Linked DNA regions of Homo sapiens: region 1 is linked to region 2. A link is a contact called in ENCODE Hi-C or POLR2A ChIA-PET data. All regions are on one chromosome and are shown on one strand. Each heading gives the region's core, a stretch centred on a gene start or an enhancer-like site at or near the end of the contact. The rest is flanking DNA. Distances are from core to core; before and after follow the strand shown. Region 1 overlaps ACACA (acetyl-CoA carboxylase alpha). Region 2 holds the start of DHRS11 (dehydrogenase/reductase 11).

Region 1 (5,267 bases), core at 228-2,727, 500 kb before region 2:
AGGAGACCCTGTCTGGGGGAAGAAAAAAAAACCTGTAAACTCCATAACCCAGTGGAAGGGAGCTTGCTTTTCCCAGGTGGAGCAAATTATCCCACAACAGTATGGTAACTCTCCCAGGTCTGTTGAGAAAAACCAGTGGCACTATGCTTACATAAGTTTGTTTATTTTTGCTAAACATGCAGTTGATTAGAACTTGAGACCCCTTTCCTTCATGTACTCTAGGCTGTAATCCACTGGGGTTTGGCGGTCATTGTCATCCAGTTGTACTTTGCGTAAACAGCAGATCTTTTTATAGGACCCATATTTTCAAGCAACTGTAAAACTTGGAATGCGTTGCCCTAATCCTGTCTGGGAACTTTTCAAAATGTTTAAACACCTAGCATACTCTGTGGCTGCAGGAGGGGAAGGCAGAAGAGTTTTCTCTAGAGGGTAGCTGGCTTTCCAGTGTAGTGTCTGAGCATTGTTGGAAGCAGGCATCTCGTTAGCTAATACATTACACCAATCAAGGAGAGTTATCTTAAGCCACAATTAATCTGCTCCCTGGCATATGTTGATAGGAAAGCATCATGCTGTTTCTTAATTAAAAGCAAACGGATTAAAAATGATTAATAAGAGTATTAAATATTCTCCTAAACTAAAGGCTTTGGGATTCTTGGGTAAATCTAAAAATCTTGGGGTTTTTTTTTTTTCCATTCTGAAATCCAAGAAGCATTTATTGTTTTATTTTTCCTCCCCTCCACCCCAATCTTCATAAGTAGGGGTATGTGTAGAAGTCCTGAAACCACGGAGCAGAAGAGTAAATTGCCAATGATGGAAATGGAAATGTTGAAATTTAGGTGGCGACGTTTAGGAGTCCAGGGGGACCCATCCATATGTGGGGCGTGCAGCAAGCTGGGTCACAAGAGTGAGTTAAAACCATGTTATGGGAAAAGCAGTGCTACCTTCTCCCTCGTGGATAGGGGCTGATGTGACACTTCCTTTCCTTAGGCGCAAAACACTTTCTCAAGGCAGTTTGGCCTTGAGAGATGCTGGGAGTCCTAACCCAGGCACAGAGAGGAGAGGGTCACTCAGGTTTGCACTGACGGGGCCACACACCCCAGCTGAAGAATTGCTGATCTGCTTATCAGTGATTAGATACAGAACTGGGCACATTTGAGTCAGAAAAAGAAATGGACAAAGAACTAAAAGAGACATACTGCTGATCCTTAGTCCCCGGAAGCCTTCATCTTTCCAATGTAAAGGAGTTAATTTTTAGAAACAGAGACGTCGATGAAATGACATACATTAAATAACCAGTCACAACTAAGTCGGCAGCTAAGTTAGAGACAGGAAGTGACAGTCTGAAAAGAAACCATTATATTTGAAGGCACGAGATAGTTAGAAAATAGCCTAGTGCTCAGTTTTGTACTGCTTGAGGCCTCTTGTGATGAAGACATTTCCTCTGCAGCCCAGTAGTCACAGCTGTGGCTTTGGTGACCTTGCTTGCATACAGGCTTCCTGTAGCCACGTCTCAAACCTCAAAGCCTCAGAGTCCCTAACAAACACACCCACCTATTAAATTATAGCACCAAACTCATTGTCATTCTGACTTTGACTTCGTTAGTGATAACAGAGAAGGATAGCGCACCTTTAAATGACAAGCTTTGTGTTTAATTACCCAAACAAAATGACATAAATATGAATGAGCCCTAATTGTGGTACTTGGTTTTCCGGAAACCATTAACAAAACGATTCCTAAATGATTTGTAAAGAAAATGAGAGGAGAAGAGAGCAAGGAGAAGGCTATTAGGCTTCTAACACACTCCTGAATTATTATGTAGTCAACCACCTAGGAAATACTCAGCTAAATGATCTTGAAAAGGAGGTGAGAGGTGGTTTGTTGAGACTTTCAGGGTTATGGACGTCTTGATCCTTTCGAATACTCTCATAGGTAATAAAATGGGGCTTAGGTTTCTGACCTGGTGGCTGTACCCTGGCAACAAGACTTCCCTCCCATCAGTTCCCCGTCCGTGCCTCATCAAAAGACAGTGGGCTCTATTTCAGGAGACTTCATCCATCCAGTGACTGCCAGGCCTCACTGAGGCTAGAGACTTATACTTTAGGCATTGTGTCTCAGCTCCTCTGAGAGCAAAACACCAAATAAACAGCCTTGCCTTCTCAATCACAATTTTACTAAGTAATTTGGGCTTTTAACTGGTTCTCTCAAACCTGTCAGGTTATTGAATTCTCTTAGCCTTTGTCAAATAGGTGGGTCCCTAGAGTCTGACAGGACAGAGTCAGGGTATGAGCACCAGAGTGCTCGGGAGAGCCCCATGGAGACTTCAGGTGTACACCTGTGTCCATAAAGGAAGAGAAGGAGAAGGGGCACAGCTCCTGCCTCGAGGCCTACTTCCTCCTCCTGCACGATGCTGACAGTGAAGGAGAATCGTGGACACGGAGCACACTTTTGGAGTAAGCAAGCACTCCAGATCCTGAATAGTCAGGGTGTCCCGGCCTGGCCTGACCCCTGGTGTTTGACCAAGAGTCATCTGTTTGCAGGCTTATGTTTGGGACAATAATAAGGATCTGGCGGAGTGGCTAGAGAAACAGCTGACAGAGGAGGATGGTGTTCACTCGGTAATAGAGGAAAACATCAAATGCATCAGCAGAGACTACGTCCTCAAGCAAATCCGCAGGTGAGACCAACGTGGGGAACTCCACTAGAGAAGGAGGGCTAATTTCTTTGGAATAAAAAGTTTCCAAACAAATCATGAGATGATCGCAGAAATCTTATGATCTCTGCAGTCTCTTGCTGTTTGAGACAGCTGTAGTTGACCCACAGGTACAGATATGGCCTGAAGCCCAATTCTTTTTCAGCTACTGCTCCCCAGGGGCACTTAGTAATCTCAGCTAGATGAAGGCTTAATTCACTGTGCCCACCTCTTAGCTCTGAATGCTGATACTCAAACCGGATGAACAACTCTGGGAGGAAAGCTGATTGTGTGTGTGGTGGTTTCCTGGGAAACCACCTCCTCACCTCCTGAAGCCAAGAGTTAGCTGTATTCTTCTAGAGGCTTCAGTCTGCTCCATAGGATCGGTGGTAGAGACTGCAGGGGCATTTTTGTAAAAGTTTATTTGGAAACATTTCACTTACAGAAAAGTTATAAAATTAAAAACAGTACAAAGAACACCCCTATATATAATATCTGTACTCAGATTTACCTGTTACATTTTCTCCCCGTTGCTATATCACTTATGAGTGTGCCTGCCCTCCCATATGTGTATACATTTTTCCTCTTTCTGAACTACTTAAGGGTGTTACATATATCATGGCCTTTACCCCCAAATATTTCAGTGTGCATTTGCTGAGAATAGGGATACTTTTACATAACCATCATAAAATGATCCACTTTTGTAAATTTAACATTGATTAAAAACTTTTATCTGATATCTACCATCTGTAGAACATTGCTCATTTTGAGTTTGTCTGATGTCTCCCCATGATGAGATGCAGGTGAGGCACTCTGGCCAGAACCTTCACAGGGCACCACATCTGGGGGCACATGCTGTTTATCTGCTCCTCCTCGTGTTAATTTCATCCGCTGGTCAAGATGTTGCTCCATTTCTCTACCGTATAATTACTGATTTTCCCCCCTTGCACCTAATAAGTAGTCTGCAGGAAGACATTTTAAGGCCATGCAAGTATCTTGCTTTCATCAAAATTTCCCTCTGGTGCAGTCTTTACGATGAGCTTGCAAAATGATAACTTTCCAACTCCAGCACACCCTCCACAATTACCAGTCACCACTCAGTCCTCACTCCTGCCGATTCTTTTATATATACATTATTGGTACAGACTCATGAAGTTCTATTTTTTACTGATTTATAATTCATTGCTGGGCTGCTTTTGATGCCCCAATTGCTGTCTTTGTGACATGCCCCCATTGGCATGTTTTGGGTTTTTTTTGGGTTTTGTTTTGGGTTTAATTCCTTTTTCAACATAGCAAAATGTTTTGGGTTTGTCTTGCACTACCTTGGCTGGATATTTGTAATATAGGGAAACAAATAAGGTGAGGCGTGACTAAAATGTCTGCAGTGGACGGTGCACACATGTTTATTGGGCAGTTCTTTAGCTGTCCTCATCTAGACACTTCTGCTTCTCTTTTCTTCACCATTCTCAATCTTCCTTTCCAGCTTGGTCCAGGCCAATCCAGAGGTTGCCATGGATTCCATCATCCATATGACGCAGCACATATCACCCACTCAGCGAGCAGAAGTCATACGGATCCTCTCCACAATGGATTCCCCTTCCACGTAGGAAGAGCTTCCTGCCTGTCCCTGCCCTGTCTCTGGAGAAAAGGGCTAGAGCTGCCTTTTACAACTGTAACCACTGTAATGAGAAGGCACAGGAGACCCAGCACTGGAGTCAAATGGCATTTTACTTCCTCTCGTTTCAGGTTATGCATGACATCCTGGGATGTAAGATCACAGAATCCCCCTCCAGCCCACCAGTCACACCTACCCCATTCAGTATTTATTACCCTGGCCAGGCCTAGTCCTCCACTCCCTGCACAGGACTGAGAAGGCAATGAAAGGTACAAACATGTACCATGAGGTCTTACTAACCAAAGTAGGGCTGCCCCTCCTGTCCTGACAGCCCCTTGGCCTCCCAGCATGGGGAAGCGTGAGGAGTTGCCCAGCAGTGAGCAGCCCCCCTCACTCCTGGCCCCATGAGCCGCAGCCACAGGCAGCAGAGGAGGGCTAAGGAGAGGAGGAAGCCTCAAGTCCATTGTTTATTACCCCGACTCTTAGCCCAGCACACAGTAGGCACTGGAGAGGAATGATTCCCAGTTTAACCACACTACGGTACCTTTTATGAAGAAAAATTAGAGCATAAAATCTACTACAAGCTCCATAGGAACTCAAAGATGAGGGCAAAACTGTGAGCCAAGAAGCAGAGAAAGAAAATAGAACCAGTTATTCTTGATTTAGGGGACCTCAACCTTGGGTTCAGTCTCTGAGGACAAAGGGAAAGGTAGTTGTTGGCCTGCCTCTCGCCTGCACGTCACTGCTGGACTAGCTGTCGCATGTGGCTGGGAGCTGCAAGGCCAGTGCTTGAGGGGCCCCAGCAGTTCCACAGGTGGTGAAGCCTGAGTTGGCAGAGGAGGAGCCAGAAGAGAACTGCCCTTTCTGCACTGGTGGAAACTAGTTATTTATGCCATGTGGAGAGCCAGTGAGATAGATAGATAGTCTGTTTGTTTTGAGGACTTGGAAAGTTGTTCCTATGA
Region 2 (5,644 bases), core at 2,294-4,793:
AAAAAAAAAAAGAACTACCTCCAGGGGCTCAAAGAAGAGAAGAGCTGATATGGCCATTCATCCACTCTCTATCCCTCTGGTAGGGCAAGAAGCCAAGAGAGAGTCAAGATGCCCCAGGTGGGAACCCGAAGCTCCCTCTTCCTAGATGTCCCGTCCCCAGCAGCACTCTGGTTCACAAACCCCTGGCTCCCCTCTCTCCTCCCCACCCTCCACCTGGAAGATGGAGGCTTGGAGCTCTTACATTGAACATGTCCTTCCAACCACTGGTGCTGCCTGAGAGCAGGGTGTCAGGCCGGGCCAAGCCAGCATTGTTGATGCAGATGTCTACACCGCTGTGCTGAGAACGGATAGCTGAGAACATGGAGAGGATGTCCTCTTCATTTGATAGGTCACATCTGTAGGGGATCAAAGTCCCGGGGTAGCCTGCACTCTTACATTCAGCAGCCAGCTCCTATGAAACCCAACAGGGGTCTGACTGGGGTGAGCAGCTCACTCCCACGGCTCCCTAGCCAGCCTCAGACCCCGACCCCCGTCACACTCATAAAACATGCTCCTTTGGCAGCTGACTTTCAGCCACGAAGATGTTGGACTGCCCATCCCCTAAGTCTGTCCTCTTTGGTCAAAGTCTAAGGGATGACAGTGCTCCCCGAGTGATGAAGGGAAAAGGCTGTTATCAATGGAGAAACCTCACTATAAACTCAAGTCCTGGCTGGGCGTGGTGGCTCATGCCTGTAATCCCAACACTTTGGAAGGCCAAGGCGGGTGGACCAGTTGAGGTCAGGAGTTTGAGACCAGCCTTGGCTAACTTGGTGGAACCCTATCTCTACTGAAAATACAAAAATTAGCTGGGTGTGGTGGCTACTTGGGAGGCTGAGGCACAAGAATCACTTGAACCCAGGAGGCGGAGGTTGCAGGAGCTGAGATCACGCCACTGCACTCCAGCCTGGGTGACAGAGCAAGACTGTGTCTCAAATAAATAAATAAATAAATAAATAAACTCAAGTCCTGGGTGGAACAGGGGCCAGGGACCTAGAGAATGGAGTGCTCTCTCTTTTCTGCCTCTTCCTCAACAGGAACACCTCTTCTGCCCATAGGTAATATGCGCCTCTCCACCACTTCATGCTTCTACACCAGTCCCGAGAGTCACTGGGCTGGTTAACCCAGCTTCTTCTGCATTGTGTCAGCCAGTCCCTCATCTCTGAACTATTCCCCTCCCCTCGCAAACTGCAGCCAACTGGCTCAGAGTTCTCAGACATGCCTTTCAACCAAGCCCAGCTGCCAATCTTCTCTCCCTACCTAAAGGAGGGGTCAGAAAGTCAGGACAGATTCTTTCTCTCTGAGCCCTGGTGCACCACCCTCCCCTCTGAGGTTTCTCAGGAGACTATGAGGCAATTCAGGTGGCAGGTGCCATTGAACACCCCCTGTGCATCTCCAGGCCCTCAGCATGCCAAGAAAGACCTGAGAAGGCAGAGCCACTGAGAGGCAGCCCAGGGGGAAGCTGACATTCAGAGGCAAGAAGAAAATACGTTCTGTGGCCTTCTTTGGAAGCCAGTGACTGGGCACTTGAGCCTTGTGATGGTGACTGTGTAGACGTGGGCGAGGGGGAAGGGGCGTGCGGTGCCCTAGAGGAAGGCCAGCTTGGCCAGCTGCCCTGGCCTGGAGCCCCTTCCTCCTCCCAAGCTGAGCCAGGAATAAAGGACAGGATCGGGTGTCTTGGGACATTCTTTTCTGCTTTGACTTTCTGTGAGTTCAAAAGGTATAGTCCTCTGAGAATCAGAAACCCCCCTTCACCAGATTTTACCCACATTTGATCACTTCAGGAAACAGGAGTTTTCTCTGTAGGAAGCTAGAACCCAAATTCTGCTTTAACATCAATGACTGAATCAATCAAAGCAGACTGTGGGCAAGGAAGACTGCAGCTTTCCCCTCCCCTGGTGTACATCTTCCCGCTTCCTCCTCTAGACTCAAAATTCCTGCCACAAGAAAACCAGAAGGGATGAGCTCAGAATGTATTTCTCCCTGTCACTGCCTTCCTGTTGCCCCACCTGTGCCACCTGATCTCCCTACCTCCCCTCAGTAATGATCTACAACATCATGTCACCCCCTCACAACAGGGGCATTCTCCTCTCAGACATGGAGTCACCCTGGGACTGAGTGATCAGCCTGGGGATCCCCTTGGGGCTCAGGCCCCCCCTTCCTGGCTAGCTTGCGGTAGGGGAGTAGGTGAGAAGGCAAGAGTGGCTTCAGAATTACAGAATCCAGTTGTTTAATCCCTGGCCTGATCCTCTGGGCTCCAAGGCTGGGGCTGGGTCCTGAGCTCCTCAGAATAGGATAAAGGGAGGAAAGAGTGGGGCAGTGATGGAGCCAGGTGACCTTGGGATTATCTGGGTTATAAAGCATACCTTTGGTCAGCAGCAGGGGAGGGGACAGTCCTCCTTCCTGTATACCTTCTCCCTCTGCCCCCACCCAAGGCCTCCTTACCCTTTCCCTGCCTGAGGACTTTGAGCACGGTGGAGATAAAGCCCTGCAGCTAAGCACTAGCCCGACACTGAGAATGAGCTTACAGGGCACATCCAGAGAGAGCCTAGCACAGAAATTCCTCCCTGCTCCAAAATGGCCATCTTGATTTTTCTCTGAGCTCTGAGGGCTCCCAACCCCACGTCAAGAGCAGAGTAAGGAGTTCCAGGTTGCTTTATCCTCTCAAGGTTTCCGCCCGATTTCACCCACTCTGTTCGCCCCAGGAGAGTGGAGGAGGGCCCACTAATGAATATTCCATTCATTCCTCATGCCACTGGGCATGAGTTACCCCCGAGGTGAGGGGGCGGGGCTGAGGCTCTTCAGTAAAGCTCCCACCCCAACCCCAACCTCAGTCCTGGCTCCTGCCCATCTGGTTGGCCAGCCACCTTGCCCTGCGTGGTGGGTGACTTCTGGAGATTAGAGGCACTTGGCCGCCGGGGGCGAGAAGGCCACAGGGGCGAGACCACCACCCCCGACCTCCGGCTTCCCCTTCCTCGGGCCAATACCCTGGGGAGACCCGAGGGGCGGGTGGGGAGATGCCGGGGTCGGAGATTCGGTAACTCGAGCAGGGGCTGTCAGGGCAAACGGCTCCTTCAAAGATGAGACTTAAGGGGAAGGGAGAAGCCTGCCTTAAGGGATCCGAGAGGCCGCCCCGACTAGAGCAAAGGGCCCCGGCGTGGCGGGCAGGTGAACCCGACTCCGGGGAAACGACCCGCCCGCGACGTCCCCGCCCTCGGCCCGGCCTCACCTCGATGTTGCCCACAGTGCGGGCGCAGCCCACCACCTTCAGTCCCTGCTGGACCAGGGCCCGGGCCACGGCCGCGCCGATGCCCCCCGAGGCCCCCGTCACCAGCGCCAGCCGGTCGCGCCACCGCTCCATGCCGGGCCTGGCCATGGGCCCACGCCGCCCGTCCGCCTCGCTGGACTAGCCCGACACGGGGGTCGAGGAGCTGACGCCCGGCCGCTCTCCTGCCGCCGCCGCCGACCTGCTTGGGTCCGATCCGCGCCTAGACCCACCAGAGTCCCGGCCTGCCTCCGGCCGGGACTCCACCCTCAGGCCCCCGGCGATCCGCCGTATCCAGTCGGAGGCCGCCGCGGCCCGGCCGCCCCGCCCCTTCCGCCCCTCTGCCCCGCCCCGGCGTAGGGAAACCGGGCTGCGCGGGAGCGTCCTGGCAGCTGGCGGCGCCGCTTCCCCAGTGAGCGCTGCCCTTTGGGGTCAGGGAAACCGAGGTTTAGCGGGGAGGTTCCTTCAGCCCCAAGGGCGCATACTGAAGCGTCCCGCTTAGTCTCCCTTCTCTACTCCTGAACCCTAATGCCAGGATGAGGAATTAAGGGCACTTAAGGTGACTCCAACACTCTTCCACACCCTCCCAAACCCGCCGGTGGCTGATGGGAAGGGATTCGGCCCAGAAAACGCCGAGTGTCTCCGCCATCAATGCTAGGTGACCTTGGGAAGGACTCATTCACCCTACCTGATCCCTTGGCTTTACTAGCCACGGAGAACTGAAATACTCCTAAGTACACGTGTACTGGGGTATTCTGTCCCTAAATGGCCCACTGTGTCTAACTGCCCTAGACCCCCACGCTTACCCCTACCCCACTGTAGCAAATGTATCATGATATATGCCAAAGATTAAAACAGTATCTAACATTTGCTGCTTATGGTGTAGCAGGCATTTTAAATATAGTAACTAATCTACACAACCGCGCTGAGATGGCACATATTAGTATCTTAATTTTAAAGATGAGTATACTGACGTGGTGAAGCATGGTTTGGACCACAGGCAGTCCAGTCTTACGCCAGGGATGTGCTCCTCAACTGTCTTCACATCATTATCGCTTCTCGGGTTGCTGGTTTTGTTCAGAGTAGAGCTCGCTTTACTAAAAGTGCTGAAAACTGCGTACTTAATATAGCCATTCTCTTAAAGAAAAAGCATCTTTGAATAACCACCTGACTCCCTTCCAGCAAGCAATGGAGTAAGCGGTGAATGTGGCTGGTTTATTCATTCAAAAACACTCATTTGCCTATCCTGTGTTTGGCCCCAATGGCAAAGATTAAAACTAAACTAAATCAGCCTTTCCTTTTAGGGATCTCAAAAGAACATTTGACTCTTAACAGTGGTGAAGAGGGGATTCACCTCTGAGCCAAGGGCTGTGGGAGACCCACAGTCATTTTTTAGATTCTGGGATGAAATCAAAAAGGGTCCAAGAGGAGTCCTTTTACCTCTGCCCCATTCCTATACAACATTTAGATTTGAAAGACAACTCAGGAGGTGGATCCAAGAAATGGCACTATGAAAATTCAATCTAAGTTTCTGCTGCTGCCCACTTGAAATCTAACTCAAAATCTGATTAAAAGCACATAAAATTCACTCCACCTCCATTGCACAGAAGTACTGATTGTCCCATGATTTTATGCTGCCACCAAGTATTATAAACATGTAGACACAAATCTCTAAGCATCATGTGTCTACGGAGCTATTTGACTGGATCTTTTAAATGGCAGCAAAATGCTACTCCTGGGGGGAACTCTCTCCTTTAGTACTCACAGCTGTGACAGGAGTAAACTGTAAGACCACAGTGACTTTGTTACTGGATACCAGATAAGGCTGAACCTCACATGCATTTAAACAGCCCACAATGTGGTTAGCTCTCAGTGCAGCCTTCTGAGCCCAGTCTTACATGTTGAGCAATTACTTATCGGGCAACCCTTGGTTGAAATTCTGCCAAGTTTTGTTTTTATTCTTCTAGGTCAATATGAACCTCTGAATTTAAGAAGTACTTTGTATTATGTATTAGGGAACCTTTAATAATAGCAATTAAAGTCTCATGGGAAAGTAAGATGGTAGCAAGTATTTAAAGTATCTCCTCAAAAGAAAAAGACTGGAAAACTGCTTTTCTCAGTTGTCAATTCTCATCAAAGGAAGATTTTTGTCTTCAACAATCTGTATCTCTGTCCTTCATCCTTTCTAACATCAACACTGGCCAAGCATCAAGTCCACAAGTGGCAAATACTAAAGTACTGCCACATATTAAGTAGAAACATGTACAGCAAATTTTACTGTGCGTATTAATAAATATTCTTTATTTTAAATTTTGCACATTGCGCTTTAACATTACATCCAAA

Evidence for each region. A loop is a pair of places that touch in the nucleus more often than their neighbours do. ChIA-PET counts read pairs that join two places held with the same protein, here RNA polymerase II (POLR2A). Pooled maps may share reads with other maps.
Region 1: a pooled map shows a loop between it and region 2 (2.7-fold over the local background). The contact joins the enhancer-like site here to the promoter of DHRS11 in region 2. A Hi-C loop is called at or near these places in 4 of 50 pooled maps. POLR2A ChIA-PET finds 5 or more read pairs at or near these places in 5 of 52 experiments (CD4-positive, alpha-beta T cell, H1, HEK293 and 2 more).

What each region holds. Positions count from the first base shown.
Region 1 is chr17:37,086,346-37,091,612 of GRCh38, reverse strand. ACACA (acetyl-CoA carboxylase alpha) reads left to right here. Exons shown (of 56, transcript NM_198834.3): 55 at 2,539-2,675; 56 at 4,174-5,267. The coding sequence ends at 4,297. Among named protein-coding and RNA genes, the nearest start is that of MIR2909, 55 kb to the right of the region's middle. RefSeq lists an enhancer at 1,385-1,886. Within about 2 kb of position 1,477, at least 9 of the 41 ENCODE cell types and tissues checked have a DNase peak (open chromatin) inside an H3K27ac peak, as active enhancers do; they include CD4-positive, alpha-beta T cell, where a contact is called at or near this core.
Region 2 is chr17:36,589,778-36,595,421 of GRCh38, reverse strand. It overlaps DHRS11 (dehydrogenase/reductase 11), which reads right to left and starts at 3,543. Exons shown (of 7, transcript NM_024308.4): 1 at 3,266-3,543; 2 at 242-451. The coding sequence starts at 3,412. GGNBP2 (gametogenetin binding protein 2) reads right to left here. Exons shown (of 14, transcript NM_024835.5): 14 at 5,574-5,644. It overlaps LOC107985031 (a long non-coding RNA gene), which reads right to left and starts at 235. Exons shown (of 2, transcript XR_001752869.2): 1 at 1-235.